Regions from separate parts of the Homo sapiens genome. Here regions 1, 2 and 4 are each linked to region 3. A link is a contact called in ENCODE Hi-C or POLR2A ChIA-PET data. All regions are on one chromosome and are shown on one strand. Each heading gives the region's core, a stretch centred on a gene start or an enhancer-like site at or near the end of the contact. The rest is flanking DNA. Distances are from core to core; before and after follow the strand shown. Region 1 overlaps STRBP (spermatid perinuclear RNA binding protein). Region 2 has its middle 21 kb from the start of CRB2. Region 3 has its middle 61 kb from the start of NEK6. Region 4 holds the start of ARPC5L (actin related protein 2/3 complex subunit 5 like).

What was found. A loop is a pair of places that touch in the nucleus more often than their neighbours do. ChIA-PET counts read pairs that join two places held with the same protein, here RNA polymerase II (POLR2A). Pooled maps may share reads with other maps.
Region 1: a loop to region 3 is called in a pooled map, with 2.8 times the contacts of the local background. The contact joins two enhancer-like sites. A Hi-C loop is called at or near these places in 4 of 37 single-sample maps with no recorded cell type and 5 of 50 pooled maps.
Region 2: a loop to region 3 is called in a map with no recorded cell type, with 5 times the contacts of the local background. The contact joins two enhancer-like sites. A Hi-C loop is called at or near these places in 11 of 37 single-sample maps with no recorded cell type and 8 of 50 pooled maps. POLR2A ChIA-PET finds 5 or more read pairs at or near these places in 1 of 52 experiments (GM12878).
Region 4: a pooled map shows a loop between it and region 3 (5-fold over the local background). The contact joins the promoter of ARPC5L here to the enhancer-like site in region 3. A Hi-C loop is called at or near these places in 2 of 37 single-sample maps with no recorded cell type and 7 of 50 pooled maps.

What each region holds. Positions count from the first base shown.
Region 1 is chr9:123,223,427-123,226,890 of GRCh38, forward strand. The region is part of intron 2 of STRBP (spermatid perinuclear RNA binding protein); the gene reads right to left. Among named protein-coding and RNA genes, the nearest start is that of STRBP, 43 kb to the right of the region's middle. Within about 2 kb of position 2,070, at least 3 of the 41 ENCODE cell types and tissues checked have a DNase peak (open chromatin) inside an H3K27ac peak, as active enhancers do.
Region 2 is chr9:123,333,805-123,337,359 of GRCh38, forward strand. No RefSeq gene overlaps it. Among named protein-coding and RNA genes, the nearest start is that of CRB2, 21 kb to the right of the region's middle. Within about 2 kb of position 1,572, at least 7 of the 41 ENCODE cell types and tissues checked have a DNase peak (open chromatin) inside an H3K27ac peak, as active enhancers do.
Region 3 is chr9:124,195,468-124,198,980 of GRCh38, forward strand. No RefSeq gene overlaps it. Among named protein-coding and RNA genes, the nearest start is that of NEK6, 61 kb to the right of the region's middle. Within about 2 kb of position 2,069, at least 9 of the 41 ENCODE cell types and tissues checked have a DNase peak (open chromatin) inside an H3K27ac peak, as active enhancers do.
Region 4 is chr9:124,860,433-124,863,886 of GRCh38, forward strand. It overlaps ARPC5L (actin related protein 2/3 complex subunit 5 like), which reads left to right and starts at 1,698. Exons shown (of 6, transcript NM_030978.3): 1 at 1,698-1,966. It overlaps RPL35 (ribosomal protein L35), which reads right to left and starts at 1,525. Exons shown (of 4, transcript NM_007209.4): 1 at 1,478-1,525; 2 at 987-1,123. The coding sequence starts at 1,480. RefSeq lists enhancers at 1-37, 1,026-1,649, 1,085-1,134, 1,175-1,284, 1,725-1,944 and a silencer at 1,435-1,704.

The DNA of each region.
Region 1 (3,464 bases), core at 820-3,319, 970 kb before region 3:
AAATAGGTGGAATTATGAGGTGGGAGTGAGGGGATAGAATGATATGAAAACTTTTTGTATTACATGCTCAATTTTTATGTCAATCTAAAACTCTCCAGTTAAAGAAATACATTAGTTTTTAAAATAATAATATAGTACCACTGTTTCAGGGAGATCTCTTCATACTAATGTTCAACAATCAGGTAATATCTAGACATTATGAGCTCAAAACATTATTATTAAATGTGAAGCAAAATTGGAAAAAAGAAACACAAAAGCATGAGTTCATATAGATAATTCCAATTCAACGTTACAATTTTTTTTTATGAACCTCTTGGATTTTTTTCCTCTTCCACTAAAAATCTTGATTCTTAGTATTTATTTATATTCATATATGTGCTTTATAATTAACAGAAATTACAGGGAACAGTTCAACATTTCTTTGCGGGATAAGCTCTCAGAGGCAAGAAGCCACTTTATTAATGGTTTATTTTTTACTTCTGACACAGGCAGAACCAAAGGTGCTAGAGTAGAGCAACAAAGTAGAAGCAAAGAAGAGTACGCAAGGTGCTCCAGAGATGCTATAGTTAGAAAAATTCCACATGGATTTACACTGGCAGAATTACACTTCACAACATGTTTCAAAATTCCGAGTTCCACAAAATTCAAATGCCACAAAACAAAATACACAGTGAATAAAAAAGAAAACATCTACTCATATTTATATATTAGCTCTAATCTTTACAAGGTGGAGCCCCATTTTATAAAGAAACTAAAAACTAAGAGATTAAGCTAACCAAATTCACACCCACTCATGCCTTGTCTAATCTTGTCTCCAATCATGGGCCCAAATCTTTTTTGTAACTATTTCCTAACAGCTGGACACACCTGTAACAAAAACACAATTCTTCACTCACAGAACAAAACAGCTTTCATTAACTCTCTCGCAGTTCAGGAACTAAACAGGGCTACCTATTACCTCCTGAATCAGATTTCACCTGACTTAATTCAATCCTATCACCCATTGTTCCCATCACTTCTAATTCCAGTCAGACCAGTGAGTTCTCTGTTCTAAAAAATGCCAAGATAATTCCCACCCACAGACATACTCACGATTCATCTTTTCACGCAACTTTCACGGAGCATTTACTACGTGTTCTAGGCCTGTACTCGATACTAAGAGGAGAAAGACAAAACAAGAAATCCCACCTCAAAGAGTTAATAACATTATAGGAAAGAGATACTTGTAACTGATTAGGTAGACTCAAACAAGTACTATACTGGGGTACAAAGTCCTATTGAAAACAGAGGAAGATGTCAAAAAGAAGTGACCAATTGGAACTTACATGTACTGCTGGTAGTAGTGGAAAGTGAAAAAAAGATACTTAAAACTTTTCAGCAGACTCTCCTAAAGCTGAACATACACAGAACCCATGACCCATTAGTTTCACTCCATGTTACATACCTAGAGAAACATATATATTTAAACCAGAGGACGTGCAAATATGTTCATAGCAGTACTTACTTGCATTAGTCAAAAACTGGAAATAGCCTATGTGTCCATCAATAGTACAATGGATAGTGTTATACTCACACAATGAAACAATATGAAATCAACAAAAAATGAAGTCCACAAATATTGAAAGAAATGCTGAAAGAAAGAAACCATACACACACAATTTTGATTACATAAAGTTTGAAAACAGGCAAAACTAGTCAAAACCAGTGATTCAGTGGTGGAGTGGGGAGTGTGCAGTGATGAAGATGAGGACACGGGAGAAGTTTCTGGGTGCTGGCAACGTTCTATTTCTTCTGGGTACCGGTTATAAGGATGAATTCACTTCAAGAAAATTCATCAAGCTATACACACTTATGATTTATGTAGTTTGTTTTACACTTTAACAAAAATTTTACTTACAAAAGACAGATGGGGAAAAAGGAAAACAGAAAAGTAAACTAGCATTTATATTCTAGTAAGTTCCTAGACACCATGGAAATTATTCTATCTAATCACAGCCACCTCTGGAGGTTGTGGTATACACGTGTTATTTCCTTTTTCAGCCCCACATCTGAATCCTCTTTCCTATGTTTGGGGAATCCCCCACCTTATGAGGCAGCGCCTACCTCCAGATGGTGATTCAAAAGCAAATGACTCAAAGAAGCTGGGTCCTCAGAAAATCTATTCTGGCAAGTGAAAGCAGCAAGCACAGCAGCTTCATCCAGTTTCCAGAGACAGTAATTCTACCTACAGTGTCTAGCACCCCCTGATGGTATTGGCGATTCAACCTCGTCTGTGCCTAGAATCTTGTTCCTGGATGCTAACTTCTCAGCCTATTTCTCCAGCCCTCCAAGAGATTCTGTGAGCCACCTAACACCCTGTTCATAAGTTCCTTTCCCAGACTCAATTTCTGTTGCTCACAACTAAAAGTCTTGACTATTACCCCATTTGATAAATGTGAAAAAAAGCTAATAACTTTGAAAAACAGTTTGGTGGTTTTTTATAAAGTTAAATTCACTTATCATACAATCCAGCGCTCCCACACCCAAGGTATTTGCCCAACAGAAATGAAAATGTTTATAGCAAATTTACTCATAATGGCCAAAAACTAGAAATAACCCCAAAATCCATCAACTGGTAAATGAATAAACTGTGGTAAATCCATACACTGGAATACTTCTGGGCAATAAAAAGAAATGCACTCCTGATACATGCAATTACACAGATGCATCTCGAAAGCACAGAGGCTAAATGAAAGAGGTTTGACTAAAAATGAGTCACACTTAAGAAATCAGATCAATGGTTTCCAGGAGCAGGAGGTGAAGAGAGGGAACTGACTACATGGCACTGAAAGGAACGTTTTGTAGTAATGGATATATCTTGATGGTGGTTACATGACTAAGTCTGTCAAAATTCATAGAACCGTATATTCAAAAAAAATGTATTTTACTATATTCAAAGTATACGTCAATAAAAATGACTTTTTTATTATTAAAAGGGACTCAAGAATGGCCAGAAATCTTCCTCAAGGTCACATATATACTAAGCAGATTCAAACTCAGGTTCTAATTCAGATGCCATGCCTTGAAGGTTAAAGAGATCTTGCTAAAGGCACAGAAAAGAGAAGATTGGGAAAGATAAGGGAAACTAAGTTGTCCTTTTCTCCCCAAAACCTAATCAAAATTTTTCAAGGCCTGCCTCAGACCCCCACCTCTGCCATACAGCCATCCATTTACTTATTCCACAAATATATCTTGAATGGTTACTATGTGCCACGCACTGTGACACTTTAGGTTACATCTGTAAACAAAACAGAAATCCCTGCCCTCATGGAGCTTCAGCTTAGCGGTGTTGGGGAGTGAGGGGGTGGCGGGGTGGGGAGGAAGAGCAATGTATCACTGTCTCAGTCCATTTTATGCTATTATAACAGAATACCACAGATTTGGTAATTTATAATGAATAAAAATATATTTGGCTCATGGTTCTA
Region 2 (3,555 bases), core at 322-2,821, 860 kb before region 3:
CCTCCAAGTGGCTCTGGTGTTCCAAAGCTTCCCAGGGGCTTCTGATGTGCAGCTGGTTTGGGGAACCACTGTCCTGTGTCTTAGTCACTCTTGGTGACAATTGCTGATGGGAAAGCATCAGACCTGAGGGTGAAGAAGGATCCCCAAGTGTTAATAGGCACATGAACCTTGAAAAGGCCAAGACTGTATTGGGCAGGTGGTTATTTCTGAGGTCTGAAATGGACACACATCAGTATCAGCCTCTTCCTGACTGCAGCGGGGACCAAATCTGTCCCCTTGCCACAAAACTGACCTGAGAGCTGAGGGCACTGGACAACCACATGATTCTCCCCCAGCTCAAGAGCGTCTTTCCCTGTCGTATATTAATTTACTCACCGCGTGTTTTAGATCTGCCTCTTGGGGGCCAGATATTGCACTGGGTGTTGGGGAAGCAACAGCGAACAAGGCACGTAGCCACATCCCTCAAGGGGTATACAGACCCATGGTTGTAACTGGACGAAGATGACTATGTTCACCACAATTCCTGGGAAGAGAGGCTGCAGTGTAGACCCCTCTCCCGTTAATGAAATCTATAGCAGAGGATGTATTGTTCATGCCTGGCTTGTGACAGGCTCAAGAAGGAGTTGAGTTTCACATTGAGGTTGACATATTGCAGATAGAGATATGAGTAGAGGAGAGTGAGCTGTGGAAAAGGGATCTCAGGGGGGTTTGCAGAAATAGCAGGGGTGGCAGGTTCTGGCTGGGTCCAGAAGCTTTTAATCTATTACTTGAAAGCATGAGGAAACACCTGAAGGAGACGTGTGTGATATGATGGAATACAATGAGACTGTCAAACTAGCCTGGGGAGGTGGGGGAATCATCGTGACCATTCATTGAGCTGTGATTGTGTGCCAGGTTTTGTGCCACACATGCCATATGCATCATGTCTCAAGTCCTTGTAAACACTTTACAAGATAGACTATTATGCTCATCCTATGGGTCAAGGAAATAGAGGCTCAGAAAGGTAATATGACCTGCCTAAAGACACACAGCTGGTTTGTTGCACAGCCAGAAGTTTTGTTTGTTTGTTTTGTTTTTTGTTTTGAGACAGGGTCTCACTCTGTCACTCAGGCTGGAGTGCAGTGGTGTGATCTTGGCTCATGGCAAACTTCGTCTCCTGGGCTCAAGCGATCCTCCCTGCTACTCTGGGATTGTAGGCATTAATCCTTAACCTCCAGAGTAGCTGGGACTGTAGGAGTGTGCCACCATGCCCAACTAATTTTTAAATTTTTTATAGAGACTAGGTTTTGCCATGTTGTCCAGGCTAGTCTGGAACTCCTGGGCTTAAGTGATCTGATCTGACTGCCTCAGCCTCCCCAAATGCTGAGATTACAGGCGTGAACCACCGGGCCTGGCCAGAGCCAGGATTTGAACCCAAGTTTTTATGATTTGAAAACTCATGCTCAAAGCCCCTACACTGTAGAAGCTGCCTTGGTATCTATTTCTCCCTTATCAGAAGGCCCTCATGCCTACAGTTAGAGGAAGGGACAGAACTTGCATGCACACCAGGCCACCTAACGATGACACACAAGATGAGCATTGTCAACCCCATGTTATGGCTGAGGGACTCAGCCTCAGAGAAGTAAATGAACTTGCCCGAGGTCATAGATGAGAAATAGCAGAACTGGGATTGGAGCCCAGGGTCTTTGCCTGGCCCCACCTGCCCTCTGCCCTCACAGCCCTATTACTCCTTCCATGATGGGGGTGGCAGACATCCCAGGCTGGGTCTCCAGAGCAGGCCCAAGTCTGGGCCTCAGGGCAAGGTCATCAGGAGGCCAAAGAGGGAAATCTTTAAATGGTGTCAGGTTCATTGCCTTTGTGGCAGAAGGAAGAAAAAAGAAGAGGCACAGAAGCAAGGAAGATGGAGCTGATTCCTGCTTAACTCACACCCTCTCGTTTGGCTGAGTCAGCGATGCAGGGAGGCCTCCCTGGCCTCAGCACAGAATCGCAGGAATCTGCAGATCTGCTGGAATTTCTCTGCACTGGCTGGCACGGGAGGTGACGAGAGCAGAGGAAAACGACTGCTGTTTTTATTCTCTGGGGCTGGTTTCTTTCTCTCCCCACTCCCCCCCGGCTTCTTGCTCATGTCTTTGAAAGGCCACTTGTCTCTGACTTGCACAGCACTCAACAGTCTAGAAAGCCCCTACAAAGAGCTCTTCGGTCCCCAAAGTGATTTATGATTTTGAAGTGCTTTTTGGATTATGAAAGGCTAACCTACAATAGCCTCCTCACTGCGGCAACATTTACAAAGTGCTTTGCAAGTCACACGGCATTTTATAGTTTGCAACATTCTTTGCAGCCAAAAGGTGCTTACCTCTCCAGAGGGGACTTCAGAGTTTGCAAACCCTGGTCACACCTCTTCCTTTATTTAAACTGCAGTACAGCTCTGTGATAAAGGCTGATAATAATATCTATCACTCATATGGCGTTCACAGTGTCCTAGATATTCTTATGAGCGCTTTACATACGTTCACACATTAATGGTTCAACAACCCCGCAAGGTTGCCACTATTATGATACCCATTTACAAATAAGGATGTTGAGGCACAGCCAGGTAAACCTTGCCCAAGATCACAGGGCTGTTAAGTAGTGGAGCTTGGATTTGAGGCATTGATGTTTGATAGGATGACGACACATTTTGTATCCATTTTTCATATGAGAAAAACAGAGGTCTAGGGCAGTAGCCAGTTCTGTCATGCCCCCCATGTGACCTCAGACTGGTCTTGGCATGTCTCTCGGTCTCTTTTATCCTTCTCTGCAGAACTGAAAGGATAAGCCCCGCCCTGCTCTCTTCTCAACTCTGAACAAATGTGAGGTGTGGGGGTGATGATGCTGGAGGGAGGAGGCCAAGCCTCAGCACCCCCACCCTGGCCTTGCTGCCTGTGCCAAGGTACCAAGCCTTGCCTCAGCTTTCCCCTCTTGGGTGTGGCTCCACTCTGTACAGAAGGCCACCTGGAGGCCTTTCCTGAGATCTCCTATCTTACAGGTGGAGGGAGAGTAGGGTGATGGGGTGGCATGGAGGAGGGAACTTCACCGAGGGCCCAACTCCCATCTTCTGGGTAAAGTCCTCTAGTGAGAGCCCAGAAAAATCACAAGAGTCCAGCCCCCCAGCCATTGACCAGCTGGAGAAACTGAGGCCCCAAAAGTGGAGGTACTTACAGTCACTCAGAGAAGTGGGTGCAGAGGTGGGGCTGGAATTCATCTCCATGCCCTTCCCATGGCCTGTGCTGGGAGTGTGGCTTCAGATCTGAGAAGGCCTTAGATCATTTGTTCATTCCTTCATTCATTTGTTCATTCATTCTTTCATTCAGCTAGTCAGTCAACAAACATTTCTTGAGTGTCCACTCTGTGTCAGATGCTAGATTTAATAATTGTGGGTATGGCTTGGTCCCTGCCCTCATGGAGTTTATAGTCTAGCACTGTGCTGCCCAGTGCAGTAGCCTCTGGCCACATGTGGCTGTTGAGCAGTTGAAATGCAGCTGTTCCAAACTGAGATGTGTTACAAGTGTGAAATAC
Region 3 (3,513 bases), core at 819-3,318:
ATGGTGAGGGCAGCACCAAGGGGATGGTACTAAGCCATTCATGAGAAATCCGCCCTCATGATCCCATCACCTCCCACCGGGCCACACCTCCAACACTGGGGATTACATTTCAATATGAGATTTGGGTGGGGACAACATCCAAACTGTATCAAAAAAGTAATTTAAAATCTTCCAACCAAGAAAAGCCTAGGACCAGATGGCTTCATAGCTGAATTCGGCCAGCCATTCGAAGAATTATTATCAGTTCTTCTTAAACTCTACCAAAAAAATAGAGCTAGAGGAAATATTTCCAAACACTTGTTATGAGGCCAGAATCACCTTAATACCTAAGCCAGACAAAGATACCACACAAAAAAATGAAGCTACAGGCCAATCTCTATAATGAACATCGATGTAAAAATCCTAATAAAATATAAGCAAGCCAAAATCAAGAACACACAAAAAAGACTACATGTCATAACCAAGTAGGGTCTATTTCTGACAGGCAAGACTGGTTTAATGTGCACAAATCAATCAATGTGGTACGTTACATTAACAGAATGAAAGATAAAAACCACACAATCATCTCAGTTGAAACAGAAAAAGCACTTGACCAAGTTCAGCATCCTTTCTGGATAAAAACTCTTAACAGTTTTGGCATAGAAAGAAAGTTTCTTGACATAATAGAGGCCATTTATGAAAAAACCACAGCTAACACCATAATTAATGGGGAACAATCAAAAACTTTCCTACTGAAATCTAGAACAAGGCAAGGATGCCCACTCTCTCCACTTCTATTCAACATGGTACTGGAAGTATGAGCAAGAGCAATCAGACAAGAAAAAGAAATAAAAGTCATCTAAATCAGAAAGGAAGAAGTAAAATGATCTCTATTTGCAGATGACATGATTCTATATACAGAAAATCCCAAAGATTCCACACAAAAAAACCCTGTTATATCTAATAAATAAATTCAGCGAAGTCATAGGATGCAAAATCAACACACAAAAGTCAATAGCAGATCTACACAAAAACAACAGCCTAGGTGAAAAACAAATCAAGAAAGCAATCTTATCTACAAAGGCATTAAAAAAATACTGAGGAATAAATTTAACCAAGGAGGTGTAATATTTGTATACTGAAAACTAGAAAACATTGATAAAGAAATTGAAGATCTAAATTAGTGGAAAGCTATTTCATGCTCATGGATGAGAAGAATTAATATTATTAATATCTGTACTCCCAAAACAATGTACAGATTGAATGCAATGAGGTCAGGGGGTTTAATTGCAAGTAAAAAAAATAAAAGAAAGAAAGCTTCTTCAAAACAGCCCAAGAAGAGAAGGGAATTTATTAAAACAGGAGGGTCCCAGAGATCCAAGGCTGGACATGGAGCAGCTTCAGGAAGGCAGGAGTAGGGACCCAGAAAGTTGTCAGGAGATCTGGAGGTAGTGTCTTAGGCTCCTTGTGACTATCTCTCTCTTTATCTCAGTCTTCCTTCTTATTTTCCTTCCTTTCTCTCTCCCTCTCCCGCTCCCCGCCTTGTCTCAGTATCTCTCCTGCATGACTGCCTCTTTCTATCTTGTCTCTGCCTGTCTCTGTCTCTCCCTCCCATAACTGCATTTCAACCTTTCCATGATTGAGTCTTCTCTCTGCCATTCTATGAGCAAGTGGCCAAACACAGCCAGTCCAGCCCAGCTTTATGCCTCCTTTCAAATAACCAGCCAGGAAGGCAACCCAGTATCCCTGATTCTCAAAGCCAAAGTCACAGGAGAAAGAAGCTGATTGGCTCAGCTCAAATCAGCCTGCACCTCTGGTCTAATCAGCTGTCGCTAGGGGAGCAGAGAGGTACAAATATGGCCCCTGAGGTTCCACCTAGGGGAGAGGAGGATACAAGAGAAGGGAGCTGGAGGGCTGGCCAGGAGCACAGATGCCCACCACACCTGCCTGCCCAGTTGGACCCTCTCAGAGACGGGTTTTGACCTGAATTGAGCTTTGGTCCTCTTGGCCCCTTGGCCACGGTCACGTAGACTGCTAGCTGAGCTCCATTCCCTTCATATCTGCACATGGTACTTCCCGTCTCTGAGTCTCTGCTTCCTCATTTGTGAAATGATAGTAACAGCCCCTCCCAGTGGGGTGGTTGCAAGACGACATGAAGTTGTGTGGGCAGAGGACCCAAGGCCTTGCTGGCCACAGTGACTATGACACATCTGAATTCCCTAAAGTCCTACAGTTCCCGTGGTCCTCGCCTACCTGCCCCACTCCTCCCTTCTTCCCCTACCTCCACCATCTTCCCCCACTGCCAGTACGGCCCCAGGATGCTTGTGGTTACAACCAGTGAGATCTACTGCCCTCTACCACCACCCACATATCGCTAATTTGAGAAACGCACACCAGGGTGTCTGGGTTTAGCTGTTGAAACCACACATTCTGACCATCTTCTCAGTCCACTGAGCCTCCGTGGTCAGCCTGGCTGAGCTCTTTGTGGACCAGACATTGTTCTGCGGTCCCCACTCTAAAATCAGGTGGGGGCAGCATTAAGGAAGCCTTGGTGCCTATAGGATATCAGACACCCCAGATGCCTCAGGGATCTCCTTGAATGCTGCGCTACACACTATGGACAGATGCAACTGTTGATGTCATTTCTTTTTTTTTTTTTTTTTTAATTTGAGACGGTGTCTCGCTGTGTCGCCCAGGCTGGAGTGCAGTGGCGTGATCTCGGCTCACTACAACCTCCACCTCCCAGGTTCAAGTGATTCTCCTGCCTCAGTCTCTCAAGTAGCTGGGACTACAGGCATGCACCACCACACCTGGCTAATTTTTGTGTTTTTGGTAGACGGGGTTTCACCATGTTGGCAAGGCTGGTCTCAAACTCCCGACCTCAAGTCACCTGCCCACCTCAGCCTCCCAAATTGCTGGGATTACAGGAATGAGACACCACACCTGGCCCGTTTCTTCTTATTTTTGTTATTTTCTTATTTATTAAGCCAGCGTTCCCCGCTGCCTACTCTCTTCTTACTGGAGGCTGACCACTGGGGACTTCTGTATCTATGGAAGATGTGGGTGTTGAACTTGGGAACCTCAGGCCATGACATAAGGCTGAACAGGCCTCACCATGTCCTTTGGGTGCAAGAAGATCACGTGGAGAGGCACATCCAGCACCCAGCCCCAAGGCCCACCTCCTTGTCCCAGAACCCTAGTCTACCACAAATCTCCCACCTTCTGCCCCAACAAGAGAGTTCGGGTTGTTCCCAAATGGAGTCTTCCATGGACCTATGAATCTGACCAGGGCACCTCAGCTGGGCTGGCCTCTGAGCATGTTTTTTGCTTTTTGTTTTCTTTTTGAGACAGAGTCTTGCTCTGTTGCCCAGGCTGGAGTGCAGTGGCATGATCTCGGCTCACTGCAACCACTGCCTCCCAGGTTCAAGCGTTTCTCCCAGGTCAGCCTCCAAGTAACTGGGATTACACTTGCCCACCACCACACCCAGCTAATTTTTGTATTTTTAGTAGAGCTGGGGTTTCACCACGTTGGCC
Region 4 (3,454 bases), core at 448-2,947, 660 kb after region 3:
TGGGAGAGACAGCAGAGGCTTTATGAGGAAGTGCAGGCTGGATAAATGAGGCAGATCAGAAAAAGACCTTCAATCCCAGAACACGAATTTATCCTGAGGGCTAAGACCCAACCAATGCCAATTTCAATGAGCTGATGGGAAGGAATCATGCCACAAACCAGGCAATCAGGCTAGCTTAGGGAACTGCAGGAGAGAGAAACAAGACATTTGCAAAGTGGAGTCACTACAAGCCAGGAGACTGAAGCAAACAACGAGCCAGGGAGAAGTTATTTGTAGTCATGTCAGGATGAGGGAGTCACCTAGTAGACAGCTGGTCAACATGGTTTTTGAGGATTCAGTGTGCAACTGTGCTTGTCCAATCCTCCCACCCCTGCCTCTACTAAGGTTGTTTGGGGGCAAAGAGGGCAACCACCATTTTTTTTTTTTGGAGACAGGGTCTCACCTGTCAACCAGACTGAAGAGCAGTGGCCCCATCATAGCCTCCCAACTCCTGGGCTCAAGTGATCCTCCTGCCTCAGCCTCCAGAGTAGCTGGGACTACAGGCCTGTACCACCACACCCATCTAATTTTTTTTTGAGAAGTGGACTTTGTACCCAGGTTGATGAACTCCAAACCCATGTTCCTTTCACAAGTCTCCCGCACTCTTAGCCATGTAAAATAACTTACGCTGCCACTCCAGGGTGCAAGCCACCCACCTGCCAAGGGGGTTAAAAACTCAAGTGTTGGTGGGAAGCGGAAGGAAGGGGTCCGGGTAGGCTTTGAAGGCAGCATTAAGATGGGTCTCCGGGGATGCATTCCAGGCACAAGGACCGCAAGGTCAAGGCAGGTAAGAGGCTAAGCACACAACGGGTCTCCCATGCGCGCCAGGATGCACGGAGTGGGCATCTAAGCGGCCAGCTCCTTAAGCCAACTTTGAAATCCTCCGACGATCCCGATGCACACGTGCTCCCCACCCACGAGGGCTGTGATCCGGCCGCCTCACTTACATCTTAGAGAGCTTGGAGGCCGCACCGCCTGTCACTTTGGCGACGCGCAGCTGGGACAGCTCCACCTTCAGGTCGTCCAGCTGTTTCAGCAGCTCCTCCTTCTTCTTCCCGCGAAGATCTCGAGCCTTGATCTTGGCCTGCGCGCAAGAGAGAGTGTGCCTCAGCCAGGCCGCGGGGCCATATCCCCTTCACCTGCGTGGCCAGCCCCCAAAGGCGCGCGACTCGCCATCGACTACGAGTGCGCCGGAGCCCCAACCAGGGCTCAGGACAGTCTCCCTCGCCGGCCGTGCCTTGGGCAGAGTAACCCAGGCCCGGGCCGCGCGCCTCTCCCGGCGCCAAGCGAAGAGGCGGGTTGTGGTGGCGCCAGACCATTCTGCGCGGCGCCCCACAGGCCTAGGTGGCAGATAGAATCCGCGGGCTCAGCCCGCACCGCCTTCCCCAACCCCCGCGCCTCACAGCGCTCGGATGGCGCCCGATTCCGCAGCTCTCACCATTGCTGCACAAGCCGCCAACGCCGCCGCCCGCTCCGAGGGAAAGAGGAAGTAGGCGGGGCTGACCTCCGCAACTACTGCCGGGTGGCGGCGGGCGCGGCCAATGGCGCCGCAGCGGGGGAGCCCCGGCTCCGCCTCATCTCCCCCGCCCCCGAGGAACGCCGTGGTACTGCCCGCCCCGCCTGGTAGGGCCGGAGCCCCGCCTTGTAGTGCTCGCCTCATTCACGGCACCCCTGATAGCGAGGTCGGCGTCACGGTGTAGGCGCGCAGTTGGGGAAACCGAGGCCCAACGTGGGCGGCAGCTACCAGAGATGGCACACGGAGGACTCAAATTCGTCCATTCAGTCATTCGTTCATTCATTCCTTCGGGAAACCTTGCAGATCTCCCAATCTGGGCAACTCTGAGCTGGGCGCCAGTAGTCTGGGGGTGCTGACGGGAGGAGGGGCCAGAGTTTTCAAAGACGATTAACCGAGGCTCACGTCGCGGAGGAATTTAAAGCGCGAGATGGACGGGAGGGGCGGGCTCAGGCAGTTATAATCCAACTCCATAAAGGTTCTGGGGAGGCAGTATATGGAACTGCAAAGAGCATTTACACCTTTTTTTTTTTTTTTTTTTTTGAGACAGAGCTTCATTCTGTCGCCCAGGGTGCCAGGCTGGAGTGCAGTGTCGCGATCTCGGCTTACTGCAACCTCCGCCTCCCGGGTTCAGCGATTCTCCTGCCCCAGCCTCCCGAGTAGCTGAGTAGCTGGGATTACAGGCATGCACCACCACGCCTGGCTAATTTTTTGTATTTTTAGTAGAGACGGGGTTTCGCCATGTTGCCCAGGCTGATCTTGAACTCCTCAGCTCAGGTGATCCCCTCGCCTCGGCCTCCCAAAGTGCTGGGATTACAGGCGTGAGCCACCACGCCTGGCCCCAGCCTTTATTTATTTTTTTTATTTTTTAATTTTTTTTTTCAGACAGGGTCTCGCTCTGTCACCCTGGCTGGAAGGCATGGCGCGCTCTCCGCCCACCAAAACCTCCGCTTCCCGGGTTCAAGCAGCCCTCCCACCTCAGTCTCCCGAGTAGCTGAAACTACAGGCACAAGCCACCAGGCCTGGCTAATTTGTTTATTTTTTGTAGAGCTGTTGCCCAGGGTGGTCTCCTGGGCTCAAGCAATCCGCCCTCCTCGGCCTCCCAGAGTGCCTAGGATTACAGGGGTTAGCCACCTCGCCTGGCCATACAGCCTTTTTTATTTTTATTTTATTTTTTATATATTTTTTGAGATGGAGTCTGGCTCTGTCGCCTAGGCTGGAGTGCAGTGGCGCGATCTCGGCTCACTGCAACCTCCACCTCCCGGGTTCAAGAGATTCTCCTGCCTTGGCCTCCCCAGTAACTGGGACTACAGGTGTGTGCCACTACACCCAGCTAAATTTTTGTATTTTTAGTAGAGACAAGGTTTAGCCAGGCTGGTCTCAAACCCCTGACCTCAAGTGATCCACCCGCCTCAGCCTCCCAAAATACTGGGATTACAGGTGTGAGCCACTGCGCCCGGCTAGTACAGCCTTTTTTAAAGTGAACCTGACCAGGTTTCAAATTCTTGCTCTGCTGCCAAGGTAGTAGTTGAGACTCTTGGGAAATCTCTTCCCCTTTCTTGAGTCTCAGTTTGCTCACATGTGAAATGAGGCATTTATGAGAATTAGAGGAGATATCTGTAAAGCTGTTAACCCGAAATCTGACGCATAACAATGGCTCAAAATATCATTGGTGTTCATGTTCCCAGAGGAAGGAACACTTCAGTAGAGCCCGGAAAGTGAAACGGGAATTCACAAGGCAGGGCATGTTTAGGCTTTCTGATTAATGTCTGCCAACCAGTAGGCATTAATCAGCACTCCAGTGCCACTCCCTTGCCCTTAATAAAGACATGCCACCTCTTAGAGTTATGGTTGAAGCCAGATTGTCCTCTTGTTACTACCAGCTGTAACCACCCACAAGGA